Regions from separate parts of the Homo sapiens genome. Here region 1 is linked to region 2. A link is an interaction called in ENCODE POLR2A ChIA-PET data of the cell type or tissue named here. Cell type or tissue: CD4-positive, alpha-beta T cell. All regions are shown on one strand. Each heading gives the region's core, and the rest is flanking DNA. Links, peaks and the distances in the headings are about the cores only.

The links. Peaks named below come from ENCODE experiments on the same cell type or tissue, not always from the same donor. Only the 100,000 strongest peaks of a DNase experiment are listed, where the experiment ranks them.
Region 1: POLR2A ChIA-PET joins it to region 2 with 10 read pairs; 12 of 35 experiments call an interaction of 5 or more read pairs at or near these places.

The regions. Positions count from the first base shown.
Region 1 is chr2:197,208,126-197,216,463 of GRCh38, reverse strand. All of the region lies in intron 1 of ANKRD44 (ankyrin repeat domain 44), which reads left to right. Among named protein-coding and RNA genes, the nearest start is that of ANKRD44-AS1, 14 kb to the right of the region's middle. RefSeq lists a silencer at 412-461 and an enhancer at 3,433-3,672. In CD4-positive, alpha-beta T cell, for the core only: no CTCF peak of the experiment used is centred there; DNase peaks (open chromatin) are centred at 3,653, 4,453, 6,523, 8,243 and 2 weaker places; H3K4me3 peaks cover 1,744 bases; H3K27ac peaks cover 7,674 bases.
Region 2 is chr2:197,262,211-197,270,548 of GRCh38, reverse strand. All of the region lies in intron 1 of ANKRD44 (ankyrin repeat domain 44), which reads left to right. The region is part of intron 5 of ANKRD44-IT1 (ANKRD44 intronic transcript 1); the gene reads left to right. It also overlaps the pseudogene ATP5MC2P3. Among named protein-coding and RNA genes, the nearest start is that of ANKRD44-IT1, 36 kb to the left of the region's middle. In CD4-positive, alpha-beta T cell, for the core only: no CTCF peak of the experiment used is centred there; DNase peaks (open chromatin) are centred at 1,168, 3,858, 4,428, 5,308 and 2 weaker places; H3K27ac peaks cover 7,380 bases.

The DNA of each region.
Region 1 (8,338 bases), core at 283-8,282, 54 kb after region 2:
CTAAAATGGAGGGAGGTAGGACAGACTAAGAAGCCACAGATTTTCCCTGCAATGACATTGATCCTTTGGTGGGTATTAATTAGTTCACAGAAGAAACTCCAAAGAAATTTGTGGATTACTGGATAGCATGAATTATGGAGGAAATATTGCTGCTCTTCCTAAGTGAGAGACCTTTAGGGTGAAATGACTCATTTCCTCTGTTGAATGGAAGCACCATTCTTACATATTACTTCCACATTAGGACACTAATATTTGAAAACTATACCAGACTGCATTTTGAATGACGACTTTGTACCCAGTATCTTCACATGAGTTACTCTTTTGATCCTCACAAGCCTCCAGAAGAGGTAGGTGATGTCTTCTTGGTTTTACTAAGACAGGCATCCAGGGCATAGTTGGAGCCAGCAAGGGGCAGAGCAAGTCCTTGAACCCCGATTGGTTTGACTTTAAATTTTGTGTTCTTTCCTCTACATCACAGCTGCTTGGAAGAGAACTGCCAGATGCTGCTGTTAATCAAGGTTGTGAAGTTGCATACAAATTGAGAAGGAAAGGAGGAGGAAACAGCATCATAAATTTTGGCACAAAAGTGTAAAGCTTTTAAAGACCCTCAATATGTCACTGCTCCTAGCTAAGTTTGTTGCCACATAATTAGGCCGAAAGTCCTAATTGCAGGTTGATTTTTAAACCTACATGACCCTGTGCCAGCAGGATTTATGCTGAGACATTTACTTTAATTAAATGGCTACTTAGTGACAGGGCTTAAATATATATCATTTAAAGAGCCAGATAGTTTTTTTTCAGATACTCGGTCGATCAAGAACACATTTCATCCTTATTAACAATACATAGTATTCAACTAGAAATATTTGATTTGATTTCATTTAATTGAAGCCATTTGAGGTCATCAAAAATTATTTGCGGAGATTTTCTCTAATCTGTGGTTTCAGGGATGGGAAAATTGGAAACACATGGATTTACTACCTCACACTCTCCCACTTCAAATGTTACACTGAGGCATTGGTACCTTCTAACCCCCTGCACTGAGAGAACCTCATGCGGCCAAAACCTTTGGTTTCTGAAGCCTAGCCAATGACATGCAAAATAGCCTTTTCTCTACCAAAAGCAAGAAAAATCTTCAGTTGAAAAATTGGGCTAATGTTGTTCAGTAAACAGTATGAATTAAAACTAGTTCAATTTGGCTTAGATTTTATACATCATCTCAACACAGAAGATTCTGATGCAAAGTGAAAAATGAAGCATATACTTGCTTTAAAAATACAGCTGTTCTGGCCTGGCATGGTGGCTGACTCCTGTAATCCCAGCACTTTGGGAGGCTGAGCCGGGAGGATCATGTGAGGCCAGGAGTTCGAGACCAGCCTGGCCAACATGGCAAAACCCTGTCTCTACTAAAAATACAAATACTAGCCAGGTATGGTGGTGTGCGTATAATCCCAGCTACTCGGGAGGCTGAGGCATGAGAATCACTTGAACCCTGGAGGCAGAGGTTGTAGTGAGTGGAAATTGTGCCACTGCATTCTAGCCTGGGTGACAGAGTGAGACTCTGTCTCAAAAAAAACAAAACAAAAACAAAAAAATCCAGCTGTTCTTCTAGTCCCAGAATTCCAGTTTGGCCTGCCTTGGAGCATCTATTTGGGAACAGGCATATGTGACCTTCCAATTCAAGACTTTGCTTCTGTTGTTGCTGCTGGGATTGGCAGGCTTCTGTGTTCTAATTACTCTTTTAAAATTCCATTTAAAATGCAATTTCATGTAAATGTGTGTTTTCACATTTAGTTTTTATAGCATTTCTTTTCTTTCCCAACTATATCAGTGATAGGTATTAACTGTAAGATGTGGTATATACAGATGAGCAAAAGAAAAAAGGAGAAAATAACTTGTAATCTAATCACTAAGACATAAATACTACTGACTTGGTCTTTTTTCTCTTACTCTTCCTCTTTATGTATGTATGTACATATTTACTTAAAATATAGACTTGCTATCTCATTGTATATGTTACTTAATGCAACAAAATTCTTTTTGCATGTTTGCCAGGTGCCAGACACTAGGCTAGGCCTTGGATATAGTTTTGTTTACTGTTTTTTTTAAATTGTCACTTAATGCTATATGATAAATATTTCTCCAAGTCTTTAAAAATTATTTGAAATGACATTTTTAATAGCTGCATAATATCCCATCATTTTGATGTGCCATATTTTATTATGTCCCTGAGATTGGACAATTAAGAAGCTTTTGGTTTTTTTTCTATAATAACCAACACCCTAATATACACCCTGAACATAAATCTTTGTGCTCATCTCTGATCATTTCCTTATAGTAATTTCCCACAAAAATTATGGGGGTAAAGAATATGAAAATAGCTATAGCTTATCTGAGGTTGCTTTTCAGTTGCTACCTTCATCTTATTCTTTCTTTGTCTCCAAAGTGACTTGATTGCCTTAAAGTGATTCTAAAATTCACATAGCATTAGAGAAACCTAGACTATGCTTTAGAAAACAGTCTATCTTCCCAAAGATACATATACCCTCTTAAAGGTGCTGTAGTATTGCCAAGATACATACACATATAATATCTTAAAGTTGCTGTATGTACCTTTTTAAAAAGAGAAAGAGTTCTAAGCTTGTTTACTTAGAAGGTCTAATAAATCAGATCATTAAAAGTGTGAGAATTGCCTGTTTATGAAAACGTGCAGTTGGTTCAAACTGGCTATATAAATCGGCCAGATTGTATGAGCCAGTCTACAGGAGCTTAGCAGTGTACAGGTCCAATTCCATTATTTGCTCAATAATAGTTTTATGCTTAGGCTCAGCGTATGAGGCTGATAATTGTGGCATGATAAGACTGCACAGTGCTCAAGTGTATAATGAGCAATGCTTAGCTGGAAGAGAGAAAATATTTATCAGTGCTTTGCTAATGAGATGTTTTTTATATCATCTAATGAGTTGGTTTTATTTTAGGTAAGGTTAAATGTGTTTAATATGTTTCATAGAGATCTTGAAATAACATGTGCTGAAATAAATTAGAAAAAAAATCAGAAAAATTCCAAGTGGGCTCTCTGGAGTAATCACCTCGTAGATATTATTTTGAAAACCAGAAAACTGGTTGGAAGATGATATGCCAAAAATAACATTGTCTACATTAAACAGACTTACTTTATAGACCGCTTGTGTAACAAGATGTATAATGCTCTCCTTTGAGAACTTCTCCTTCCTTCAGGCTAACCTTGTTTGGGTGATATACCAGACTGTGTTAGAGGGGTCATAGCTCGCTGGGTGGCTAAGCCCCTATATGTGTGAGGTAGAAGTCTTGTAGAGTCAAAATTACTCTTGAAAATCTCTTTGGAAGGTGCCACCATGGAGGCCTGTATACTATCCCTTGTGGAGGCCAACACAGCCACTTTGGCCTGCAGAGTTGGAGCCGCATTGCTGTTTCTTTGAGCACCAGATAAGAAGTTGGCTTGCATTTAGGGGCCAACTTGTATGAAAAATATGTTTCTTTAAACACTAGAATCCCAGTCAGCTCTGTGAGATGTTCACACTGTGAAAAGCTTTCTGGAATGAGATGCAGAGGAAGCTGTGGGGTCGTGTTTCCTTTTTTCTCTCTCACCGTGGGCATGTGATCACCGAGTTCCTGATTGAAGTGTGTGTTTGTGTGTGTACGTGTCCACCTCCCTTCCTTGTGGGTGTTAACTGAATTCTTTTGAGCAAAAACATGTCTGACATGACACCACTGCAGTTGCTGTGATGCAGAATTTTTACTCATGTAGAAGTTCTTCTGTGAGAGCCTGCAATAACCTTTTTGGTTAATACTCCCTATAAAAGGAGAGTGGAAGAGGCAGGGTGAACAAATGTGTTATTTTGAATGAATGTGAATGAATCATGAGCAGAGATTTATTGAGGGCCTACTATGTGCTAGCAGTTAGGGATATAGTGGTGACCACAGTGACCGAATCCCTGCCCTTCTAAAACTTATGGTCTTGGTAGATTCCTGAGAATTTGCCTTTGTCTAGGCAACAATGGACTGACTAGATAACCATTAAATACATAGGGGTTCAAATATTTAGTGCAGAAGCATTTTGGGTTCTCGAATAGGGACTGTGTGATACAAGTGGTTTCTTTGAAAATTATCCATGATCTAAGCTCACACACTTACTGGCTCATAAAAGCCAGTTTCAGAGGCCAGATGACTTTCGTGTTTGGTGCCAGTGTGCTCCCACTGGATCCCTATCTGCCTGGTTGCAAACTCTTGGCTCTAGTACTGCCTGATCTCTAGCATACTTTGATCCACCAGAAAGTCCCTCCTTGTTCCAGTTCCAAAACTCTAGCTCTGCAATATCTCCTCTCCTTCCCCCAAAGTGGTGCTGTGGGGTGTGTGTGTGTGTGTGTGTGTGAGAGAGAGAGAGACTGAGAGAGAGAGAGAGGCTCAGTGAAGGGAATTCCCGTGCATGAGCTTACTGTTGATTACTAGCCCTTCATCACCGGAGTGTTGGTCACAAACCTGAGGAGGGCAAAGTGATTGGAGTCCCGAGGTGCTTGTGTTCCTTTGGCTCTGTTGGTCTGGATCTGTCGATCACCTTTCTTGGGGCTTCTTTGTGCTGCGTCGTCTCCTGCTTGCTGCCCCCCACTATTCCTCTTCTCTGAGTTATGGTTTATAACCTGCTGCATCTCCTAATGAACACCTGGAACCTCCAAGTTGGGAAAAGAAGGAGCATCTCATGGTGCCTGGGGCAGCAGGATGGTGTGGCCCTGACTTGGCCCAAGATTCTTGTGCCCCTCGAGGTGGTACCCCTGAGAAATGTACTCATGGGATTAGCGTGATTTCACAGATGGTTAATTTTTTTAAGTTAGTTAACTAAAGACATTATTTTTCCATTGAAATGAACATGGATATCTTAAGGCAGCACTAGACTGTAAAATTCATGTGAATGTTAAGTTAAAAACGTATTTTTCAGGCAGACATGTAGGGAAAGACGTTCACTCTTGTCTTCTGTTACAGGTACTTTGGTGGAAGTACCTGGTTGATCCTGGCTCCTTGGCTAAGTTATTGAAATTTTCTGCAGAATGGGGATAGTTGGAGGATTCACTGGGATATGCAGAAAACACTGAGTGTGTGTTACTTGCCATCTCTTCCTGCTCCCCATTTCCCCACAACATCCCTGGGTTGTCTCTCACCCTGGAGGTATCCTGCTCCCTGTGTCACTGCTTCTGTGGCAGGAACTATGCCTTCCCTGCCCACGTGTGCTGGTGATGCTGCTCCTGGGTGTCCTTGGATCTGCCCAAAGGGCAACTCCTGTGATCTCCCAGAATATTGAGGGTGCAGGACCAAGGAGTCCTTAGAGAGCAGCTGCAGCCTAGGTCATGGCATAGGGGTGGGTGGGATATGATTAGAGAAGAGGCAGGGGGTCCTCCTGGCCCGCTGCCTTTTCTCGGCATGCAGGTGCACAGTGGCGTCTACATACTATGAGGGAGTGTGTGATCCCCAGGTAAACCCCACTGATGGAGCAGGACAGGACTAGCTTCTAGACACCCCCTCTCCAATACCACCAAACAGAGCACATCCTGCCCCACATGGATGCCTCTGCCCCATCAAAGGTGGCAGGAGGACATTTGCCTCTCCAGCCTCTCATTCACTGTGCTCAGTTTCTGTTTCTGACCCCCTTTGAAGCTGCCTCTCTCCATAAGGGAGGAATGATATCTGAGCCGAAGGAGGATGACACATGCCATTCCAGTCCACAACCCGTGGCCCCCTAATCTCTCCAAGACAAGATGTTCCAACAGGTGGGGGTGATCCTTCTCTCTTAAGGCCTGCCTTGCATGAGGACAATTTGCTTCCTTCCTAATCTCTGGAAGAAGGTGTTAGAGTCAGATAGGCATTGGCCTTAAGGAACATTTATTTCTGAGTGTACCAAGTGTGTCTTTGATGCTTTCCCAGAGGAACCAGCTCAGTGTAATGGGAACAGAACAAGCTTTGGCGTCAGAGAAATCTTGGTCTGGATGGGACCTCAGCCCCTCACTAGCTTTATAACATCAGTCAGGTTACTTACATTACTGAGCCTTGGTTTTCTCATCTGTAAACGGAAGATGTTAATCGTAACTCACTGTTAGGGGTGAAGAGGAAGCAATATAATGTATGAAAAGTGCTTGCCATACAGTAGTAGCTCAATAAGTGCTTCTCAACACATCTCAAGCCCAGCATTGGATTCAAGACAGTCCTTCTTAGGAGGCCTCAAATCACATTTGTTTTCTTTCTTTGTCTCCATTCGAAACACCCAACTTCCTCTTGCTGCTGTTCTTTTTTTAGGAGTCAAGAAAAAACAACCTAAGTAAACATTCTCCACTAAGGTGTGACTGAAAGATAGTCTCCTCACTCACTCAGAGGTGATTTCAACAGGGGAAACTTTAACTCAAAGGAATTTCTGTAAGACGTCTCTTAGGTAGTAGGAGTGGATTCCTGTGGTCTCTGTGCGGTTCCTGGCTTTGCCCATATTCCCCCAAGTGAGGTCTCCAAGTACCCAGTCCCCAGCAGCCCTCAACTTCTAGCCGCAGTCATATCTTCACTCCCTGTTAGGCTAAACCCTCATCTGATTCTTTGCTCCCCTGACTCACAAGACAATCTTGTGCTGTGTGCTGATACAGCATGCTTATCTGTCCATCTTAGAGAACTTAGAAGCAATGTGCTTTAGCTTTTCATGACAATTTCCATAAACTATCCTAGTTCTTAGAGGAAAATGAAGTAGTTAAATGAAAGACCAATCAACCAATGTTTAATTCTTGATGAAATTAAAAGTTAACTGATGACATAACTGGTGGATCATCCAGATTTCTCCTAAACTGGAACGGCAAATGGGCCAGCTGTTATTGACTGGTAATGATTGCCTGGACTGCTTGAGTGCTGAGGAAGAGTCTAAGGTTGTGCTTATTCAAGATGGAAAAGAGTATCATGCTTGATTAGTGATGTCTGCTAAAGGCACAGGAATGGATGTGGCAGCTCTGACTACATATTTGTCAGGCCTTTCTCCGACTCCCATCCCACCATTTCTCTGTTCATTTGCACTCCCACTTGAGAGCAGTTGGGGAATTGAAAGTGTTTTCAAGCCAGGTTTACTCTGGTAAATGATTTAGCAGGGCTGAAGCAGGATGCCAACTAAAACTTGTTTTTCATGATTATCTATAGATTTTATATTTATCCTATTCTTGGTGTACATTCACATAATTAAGAGTTGCTATGAAGTCAGAGTTTTTTTATCTCAAGGCTCATAAACAGCATCAGGATTTGGTCTATTCGAAGAAACTACTCAGAACGTCTTGTCTTTTCATCTCTGAACAGCCATGAGAATGTGAACTGTAGGCAAGGAAATGAATTGCATTCATGAATCACTTGAGCGGCACAAAGCAAAGCTTAGAGCTACCTCTAATAGTCTTGCCTGTTATATCCCCTTTGCCTTTATTCTAAATGCCTATTTTCCAGATAGCCTAATGGATGAATCACACTATGTTCTGAGAGAGGCAGACAAATAGCCTGGAGAAAATGGGGCACTTACATGGGATTTCAGGTTATTCTTCTCCAAGCTTACCATTAGAACCCATGTGAAAGCATTAAAGAGAAAGCTATTCTTTTTTTTATTTTTTATTTTTTATTTTTTTGAGACAGAGTCTCGCTCTGTCGCCCAGCCTGCAGTGCAGTGGTACAATCTCGGCTCACTGCAAGCTCTGCCTCCCAGGTTCACACCATTCTCCTGCCTCAGCCTCCCGAGTAGCTGGGACTATAGGCGCCCACCACCACGCTCGGCTAATTTTTTGTATTTTTAGTAGAGACGGGGTTTCACCATGTTAGCCAGAATGGTCTCAATCTCCTGACCTCGTGATCTGCCCTCCTCGGCCTCCCAAAGTGCTGGGATTGGGATTACAGGTGTGAGCCACACTGCTTCTGGCCAAGAAAGCTATTCTTGAAAAATAAGATACCTGGTGTGTGGCACAGCTTACCATTGCCCACTTACCTCTCTCACTGGGAACTGAACCACCTGGATATTAGAAGTTGAAGGGCTAATTGCTCTTTCTAGAAGTTTTGCTTATTATCTTCCATTCTTCCCTTAAGGTGGAAGGAGAGGTGAGTGGATCATCATATAAGCCTTCTGAGAACTAAGAAGAAACTACCAGCCCCTTCTCTGGCCTCCACTTTGTTCTTGCACTATTGGGGCGCGTGGGGGTTGTCACCTGGTATCAAGCATTCTCCACTAGGGCACCTATAGGCAGGTTGAGGTCACGCTTTTGTTTTGAGAGTCTTCTGTGGAGTTACTTAGAAGATGTCTAAAATACGT
Region 2 (8,338 bases), core at 316-8,315:
CTGGATGTCCCTGAAGGGCTTCAGACTCATTTTCCACCTTACCTTTCCATCCCCGTCCAAAGCTGCTCTTACTCCTATATTTGTCACTTTGCTTGGTGCCATGAATGTTTACTCAGTTGTTCAAGCTGGAAACTGTGGGGATTATTCTTTATTCTTTCATTCTTTCTTCTTCCCCACCTCCTCAGATCTCATGAGTTGCCAAGTCTTATAAGTTTGACCTCCTCCATAATTGCTTTAGAGTCTGTTCTCTCTCCTCCACATCTGGCACAGAGTCTGACTCCCGAGTGGCATGTGCAAGGCCTTAACTCTGATCTTTACCTGCACTCTCATCCTCACCTCCCACCCCTGTCCCCCAATCCCTGCTCCAGCCACACATCTGTTCCCCTAGGTTCTCAGGCTTCTTAACTGGGAACAATAGCATCCCCCCATCCTTGAGGACATTTGGAAATGTGGGAGGGGCATTACTTTAGCTGTTGTCATGACTGGGAGTTGCTGCCAGCAATGAGTGGGTGGGGTCTGAGACAGCAAATGTCCTGCAGTGTGTGGGACAATCTACCAGACATGGAAGTGTCCTATCCAGAATTGCAGGTAGCCACCCTGCTGAAAAACAGAACATGCTGTTTCATGCCTCTGCCCTTTGCACCTCCCTTTGTCTGAGATGTCTCTCCTCAGTCTTCTCTGCCTGGGAAATTCCTACATGTTCTTTGAGTTCCAGCTTAAAAATGCCACTGTCTCTCCGAAGCCTCCTGTACCCATTTTGCACACTGAGGTTAATTGGTCCCAGGGTACTTATACCTCCCATGGGCCACTTTGAGTGTGTATTTTCCTGGCTTTGTCCTCCCAGTACCTAGCATGGTTTGGCAGGTAGTAGGTGGGCAATAAACTAGAGGGTGGCATGGCTTAAAGAAATGCCACCAAGAGCCCCTCAGCTCTGCAGTTCTTGGATTAGGCTTTCCTTGTTATACTTCAATTCTATCTTCTCCTTCTTCCCCTGCCCCCTCTTTTCCTTTCTCAATTGCAGCCTTTCTAACTCCAGCATGCGCTTCTTCATTACTACAGATTGGCTATCTTCCATAGTTACAGTCATCTGCGGTTCCTCGAGATATCTAAGAATTGAAATAGATCTTGGCCATCTTTGCTCCTGAGGTGTGATTGCAGTAGTTACAGCTCCCGTTTCCAAGGCAACAGCCTTCTGGTTATGAGTAGAGTGCTTCTCTTAGTGGATCTCCATTAGGAGAGAGGAGCCTTACTGCTCCTATCTCCATATTCAAACTTTCCCTGCTTTATTGCTTATTTATAAAAGGCCAGTTTACACTGGAACAGGGCAGGGATAAAATGTTACTCTGCTCTGGCAGTTAAAAAACTTTTTTGAAGCATACTATACATGTGGAAGAGAGCACATTTAATAAGTATATATCTTCATGAATACACTCTATGAGTAGCAACCAGATCAAAAACAAAAACAAAAACACATTACCAGCACCCCAAAGCTTAATGGCTTTTCATGGAAATGTTGGACTTTTTTTGAGTATGCATTTCTTATTTTATCTGAGTCATATTTTTCCCCAAACCAGCTGTAATCTAAGGTTCCACGAGATACATCCTGATTTAAGAACGCTGAGCAATCAACACACAGATTAGATAGGTAGCTTTAGATCATTACAATTTAAAAAAACATTTTAAAACATGATTTCCCCAGTGTTAGGGAGGCATCTTAGGGATGAAAGCCTCCAGTCTGATGGATTCCCAGTTCTGCGGAGTGAAGGCAGGGCATATGAGGAAGGTCTCAGTCCAGGCTGATTCCTTAAGCCCATGAAAAGCAGATGCATGCAGACATACAGACCCCCTCCTTATCCCATTCACCGCATTCTTCCATTTTAAAAAAGTCACCTGGGTATCGGCTGGTGCAAGTGGAATCAGCTTTTGGAATCAGATCATTCCAGAGTGAATCGCATCTCTGTCATCCACGCCATGTGACTACAATTCCTTTCCTCTCTGGATTTTAATTTCCTCACCTATAAAATGGGAACAGTATACTTCTCTTGCAGACTTAAAGTGAGGAATAAATGAGATAACGAATGTGAAGAATGCCAGCATTGTGCTTGGTTCACAGAAAGTCACAAAAAATGATAGTTTCTCTCTTTTCTTACCCAAAGTTGGAAATTGTCAGAGCCTTCATCACATTGTTCTTGGATAACTTGTCATCTCTTTGCCTCCTATTTCCCGTGCCCCAGTGCATCTCAGATGCTTCTTTCTCCAGATTTATCTTCCTGAACCACTCTTTCTACCTTTGCTATTAACAAGACTGATAGATTTTCATGGCACATGTGCTGAAGCTGGGCATAGAAGGGCTTCATAGATCAGCTCCACAGCTTCTGGGGTATCCCTCACCTTATCCTTCCCATTGTGATGCCCTTGGGCCATGGTGAAGGAGGTAGTTGGCCATGCTGTGCCCTTCTTTTTCTATTGTAAAACCTGTGCTGAGTTCCTCAGCCTTGCCACAATCTAAGACATTTGGCTCCTTCCTGGAGATCCCATTCTGGATCCAAGGATTTAAGGAGCTCCAGCCTGACCCTGAAACTCTGTGTCAAGTCAGGTCTGGCCTTGCCTTTGTGTCCCTTGTTGGGAGACTGGGCTTTGGCTTTGTTCCCAAGTTGTGATTTCTACCTTGACCCTGATTCTGGTGACTTTCTCAGTTCCTGCCTTGGTGTCTTACCCCGACCCCAGCTCCTCTGGAATGGCTTCTTCCCTTGGACAGTCAGCACGGAGAGACAGTCTTCCCTCCACTCCTGGTGCTTTGTCTTGGACAACCCTACTCTAGCATTGAAACAGCTGCTTACTTAGATAACCAGCATTATCTGGAGCCATTGTTTTCAGATACCCTGTCTCATGGAGCAAGTGCCTCTTAGTACCACAGCATGTCATTTCAGCATGAATTGATTGGGTACACTTATTTGGAACTTGGCTATCTGGCCTTTTACCTATCTAGAACGTGGTGGAGAATCAAGAAACATTAAAAAATGGAGCCAAACATAGATGTGGCAAAGTCTAAGGATCATATTTTTTCCTCTTAGGAGAAGGCCTTAGGCCCTCAGAGGCAGGTACTCTTACTTTAGACACATGGCTAATTGGCTTTTACGTGCACAATAAATTAGCAACAGCCAATTGTTCACAATAGGGAGAAATGACAACCTATTAGAAAGGTGGAGGAGGATGGGAAAAATGATAAATGCATAAAGGAGCTGAAAAATTACATTAAAGATTCTGGAGTGATTTTAGCATTTTAAAAGACACTGAGAGCATCCTTGAAATACAGAATGTGCATGATGGCGACCCTTAGTCATCTGCAAAATGTCCTTATAATTTTCTCAAGATGGTAAGGAAGAATGCTACTATACATTTTAAGATGTCTACCTAAAATAGCTAGAATAAAAAGATTTCCATGTTTATTCAGGCTAAACCTTTATTCCCTTTATTCATTCATTCATCTAATATTTAATGAATGCCTTGATGTGGCATTGTTCTAGGTGCTGAGAATATGTTACAGAGCAAAACAGACAAAATCCCTGTCCTTTTGGATATTAATCTAGAAGACTGGGCTTTTCAGAGAAAGTAATTCTCCATGACCTGAGACGGTCAAGCTTTTTGCCTTTATTATTTTTAACAGACCGTATAGGACATTTTTCTATATTGTGAATAGAAGATTAAATGGAAGAGATTATTTCTCAGATGCTCAAAACTGACTCTATGAATGTCATAAAACACATTGAAAGCCTCTGAGGTGCTTGACTTACTTAGAGTATTTCATTTTTCATCGCAACAGGTAGTAGGAAGTGCGGTTTGTTTTTTGCTGGTGGGGAAATGGCAGAATAGAAAGGTGCAATGACTTGCCTGAGGTTATACAGAGTTTAGTGACACTCTTGCATGCCCATACTAGATGATTTCTCATTTCCAAGGTCAAGTCTTTTGGTTAGGGACTGTCATTCAGTTCGTGTAAAGAAAAAGGGAGGAAAATGCCAAAATTTTAAATATAAAGGGTGAAAAATTGAGTGATTTAATGTTTGTGTAATTAGTCCTAAAATGAATTCCTCATCTGTGGTTTTCTGGGTCAGACAGCAGACTTGAGATCTGTTTGTATATTAGTGGCTTAACTGGCTCTCTTAAGGATGTAATTTCAACTGTAATTTTCCATTTTTCCCCCTTTCCTCTGGCATCCTTATAGAAAGTTCTTAGCTGTTATTTGAGGCTTTCTAAAAATTATCAAAATGAAGTAGCTACTGAGCTTTTATTTTGGTCCTTAATCAGAAAGGACTGAAAATGATGGTTCTTGGTGGCGAATTCTTTAGATAGTCTTCACCTCCAGCTGAACCCCTGAAAGACTATGAGTTCCAGCCTGGCCAGGCGGCTACCTCTCCTCCAATAGGTTCTGCTTGCATGAGCAATCATTTTCCCACGAAAGCACAACGCCTTCATGTACAGCTTTCCTTTTACCTGGTATTCAGTTTGTGACGTTCTGCTTGGAGAGTGAGCATTTGATTTATTATTTTTACTGAAGGTCATTTTTATATAGGGCTATGTCATATGCTTTACATTTTAGCCCTTGGAGGATGTGACAAAAGGCTTTTACTACTCGATTTCAATTTGTGAAAACATAGGTTTTTCGGATTAGAACTCTTATGTCATACTGCTAATAAAGCCAAAGGGTTGAAATATTATTAAAAACGTTCCTTTTTGTCTCTCTTTTTAACATCATGGAATTATGTGCTTTTTCAAGTGTTAAAGGAAAGTGATACCCATTGGTTTGCAGTATTTTCATGGTAACATTTAATATGCTTTGTTCATAAATGGTCTCAATTATAATGATCTCTGCATATGAGAAACTCTACACTTAGGAGATAGAGAATCATGAAACAAAATGTTCTGTCATTTTTATTAGACAAGGCAGAGACAGTAAAGAAAAAAAAGAGGTAGCCCACAACTTCATTTTTAAAAAGCTGTTACTGGCCGGGCATGGTGGCTCACACCTGTAATCCCAGCACTTTGGGAGGCTGAGACAGGCAGATCACTTGAGGTCAAGAGTTCGAGACCAGCCTGGCCAACATGGTGAAACCCTGTCTCTACTAAAAATTCAAAAAATTAGCTGGTGCTGTGACGCACCCCTATAGTCCCAGCTATTCGGGAGGCTGAGGCAGGAGAATCACTTGAACCCAGGAGGCAGAGGTTGCAGTGAGCTGAGATCATGCCACTGCACTTCAGCCTGGCTGACAGAGGAAGACTCTGTCTCCCCACCCCCTCCCCACCAAAAAAAAAAAAAAAGAAAAAAAGTGCTGTTACTTAAGGAAGTACGTTAGCATTTCTCTGTCTAAAATAAGAAAAAGCTACCTGGCATGTGGAATGGGCTCATGATGTCTTTGCACTTATTTGAATTTTTGGCTAGAGTGGGATTCAGGGTTGATGTTGGACAGAATATTTCTATGAGGACGGAATTCTGTGGGAGGTTTACTGGGTTTTCTCAGTGTGCCCAAGATGCTGCTGACTCTTTTACTGTCCTTGTCATTGAGCCAACTATCGTTTTTATTTTGTAAATGGCAATGACCATTAAAAAATTGAGAACTTTTAGTGTCTTTTAAAAGAAAACCATATAATTTTTAAGGAGCCTATAAAAGCTGACCTGGTAACTTTGACCTAAGTATTTTGTCCATTTTGTCAGGGATATAGAGTCATGGGTTTTGATTTCTTGAACTTGGGAAATGTTATTTTCTAATCACCCTCAGGAGTCTGGAAAAGGTTAAAGAAAGGTTCCCATATTATAAATGATGTGAAGGATTCTAGTGCCCAGGAGCATCCTGCCATCTCTGGCTAGAGACAGAGATGGGGAAGACAAGACTAGCCCTTTACTGGATGGGTGCTAGAGCCGAAGACTTTCTCCTTCTGTGAGGATGCCCTGAGGGAAAGGGAGGAAATCCACCCCATGTTATGAACTATTTGTTGCAGCTCTGACTTCAAGGATTGTGAAAAATGATACTAAAAACTCAAAAACGTTGATGCTATCATCAAACTCTGACAGTGCCTGCTGAAAACATGCTGGGAAATTCCTTTCAAGAAATCCAGGATGCTTTCTGCGTAAGGAATGGCTATCAAAACAAAAGATAGCGGTTGAATTCAAAGTGCTTCAAGAGAGGTATTAGTCGGGATACTTATTTGGTCAAAATTAGAACACAGAAGTTTATTTTACTCTCATCTATAATGGTCTGAGCATAAACAAACCAAGACTGAGAAGATGACTCCATGATGTTGGGGATAAAGTTTTCTTTTATTACTATGCCATCTCTACCACATAGCTTCTATCTTTCAGCTAAGATAGTTGCTCCATCTTCTATCACTATGGGAAAAGGAAGTAGGAAAGAGGAGGGCAGGCTCCTTTCTTTTCCTTTTCCTTTTTCTTTTCTTTTTAAAATAAGAAACATGATCTCACTATGTTGCCCAGGCTGGTCTCAAGCTCCTAGGCTCGAGTGATCCTCCTGCCTCAGCCTCAGGTGTAGCTGGGACTACAGATGCATACCACTGTACCGGGCTTCTGGCCTCCTTTCTTTTAAGAACATGACCTGGAAGTTGAAAACATCTTATTCCGTTAGCCAGAATCAATCACATAATTAATTTTCTACAAGGCAGGCTGGGAAATGTAATCTTTAGGGAGGCAGCCATGTGCCTAGCTAAGGCTTCTGTTACTATAGAGGAGAGAGAAGATGGATCCTGGGGAGACAGCTAGGAGCCTCTGCTACACCGGAATAGTGACATTTGCCCTTCAGTGTTCCTGTACTGCTGTGGCTTTCAGGCAAATTCAAACTTGACACCTTTTTTTTTCTTTTTCTTATTAATACAGTATTTGTCTTTCCTCTATCAAACCCTGAGCCAACCATGTTCCCCAGGCCATCTGGGGAGGTGCAGGAAAAGAAACATACAGGGCTGACAAGACATGGGAGAAAGAAATATGGGAGGTGGAGACAGCTGCTTCACATGGGGAAGAGGATGAGAAAGGCCACCATCAGGCAAAAGAGCCCCATGGTTTCCTAGAGGGTAAAGCCTAGAATGGTGTAGGAGAAGAGCTGTTGTTTCAGAGAAGGGTTCCTGGCATAATCAATGATGAGGCTCCCAAACACAGTCGCAATCCCAGCCCCAGAGCCCGCCACCCCAACTGTGGCGCCCCAGCCCCAATGAACTTGGCTGTTGTGTCGATGTCCCTTGAAATGGCGCTGCTTTCCAAGCTGCGGCCAGGGACAAGTGAGGTAAGGGGACGTGAGACTACCAAGCTGCTGAGGTTCTCACCTGTCAGTGTCTCTGGTCATTTCAGCACCACTGCAGGTAGCAGATGGCTTAGCAGCTGTGAGGCGCTCTTGACCAAGGAGGGAGTGGAGACGAACTTGGAGCAGGTGTACATTTTCAGGGGGTGAGGGGCTGTGGCAGGAGAGCTGGGCCCAGTGCAGGGAAGACACAACACCTTTTAAAGAGGCATTATTATTCACAGACAGCACCAGAGCATATCATGCAATATGATATCTTGCTTAATGTATTGTTTAGATATCCATGTTAGGAAAGTAAATTTTGAATGTATTGCTAACGTTTTTTGTTTTTGTTTTTGTTTTTTTAAAAGAATCTCACTGTGTTTCCCAGGCTGGAGTGCAGTGGCGTGATCTCGGCTTACTGCAACCTCTGCCTCCTGGGTTAAAGCGATTCTCCTGTCTCAGCCTCCCAAGTAACTGGAATTACAGGTGTGCTCCACCATGCCTGGCTAATTTTTAATATTTTTATTAGAGACAGGGTTTCACCATATTGGGCAGATTAGTCTTGAACTCCTGGCCTCAAGTGATCCACCCGCCTCGGTCTTCCAAAGTGCTGGGATTACAGGCATGAGCCACCATGCCTGACCTGTCAATCTTAACTTAAAAGCAACTGTAGTTTCTTCAAACATTCTTCTGTGGAAAGAATGCACTCATTTTGGTAGGTTGAAATTTTTACGTGGAATTTCCGTTAGCACAAATCCATATGCCTTAAAATGAGAAAAGGCTTCAGAAAGGGCACCCACTAGGGGGTAGGTCAAAATTGTTCATTCTGGATGGGAATTTGATTCTGGAGTTGTCAGTGGCCAGTAAATAGAGTTCACTTCATGATGTTGACTCTAGGAGTGGAGCCAAAACACTACAACCTCATTTATAACTTCCCCACCTCTGTGGGGAATCATATTAATAAGTAATTTTAGGGCCTGGGTTCTAAGATAATTTTATTAAAATAAAAAGCTGTCTCTTGTTTCTCTACAGGAAGATACTGCCAGAAAGCTCTG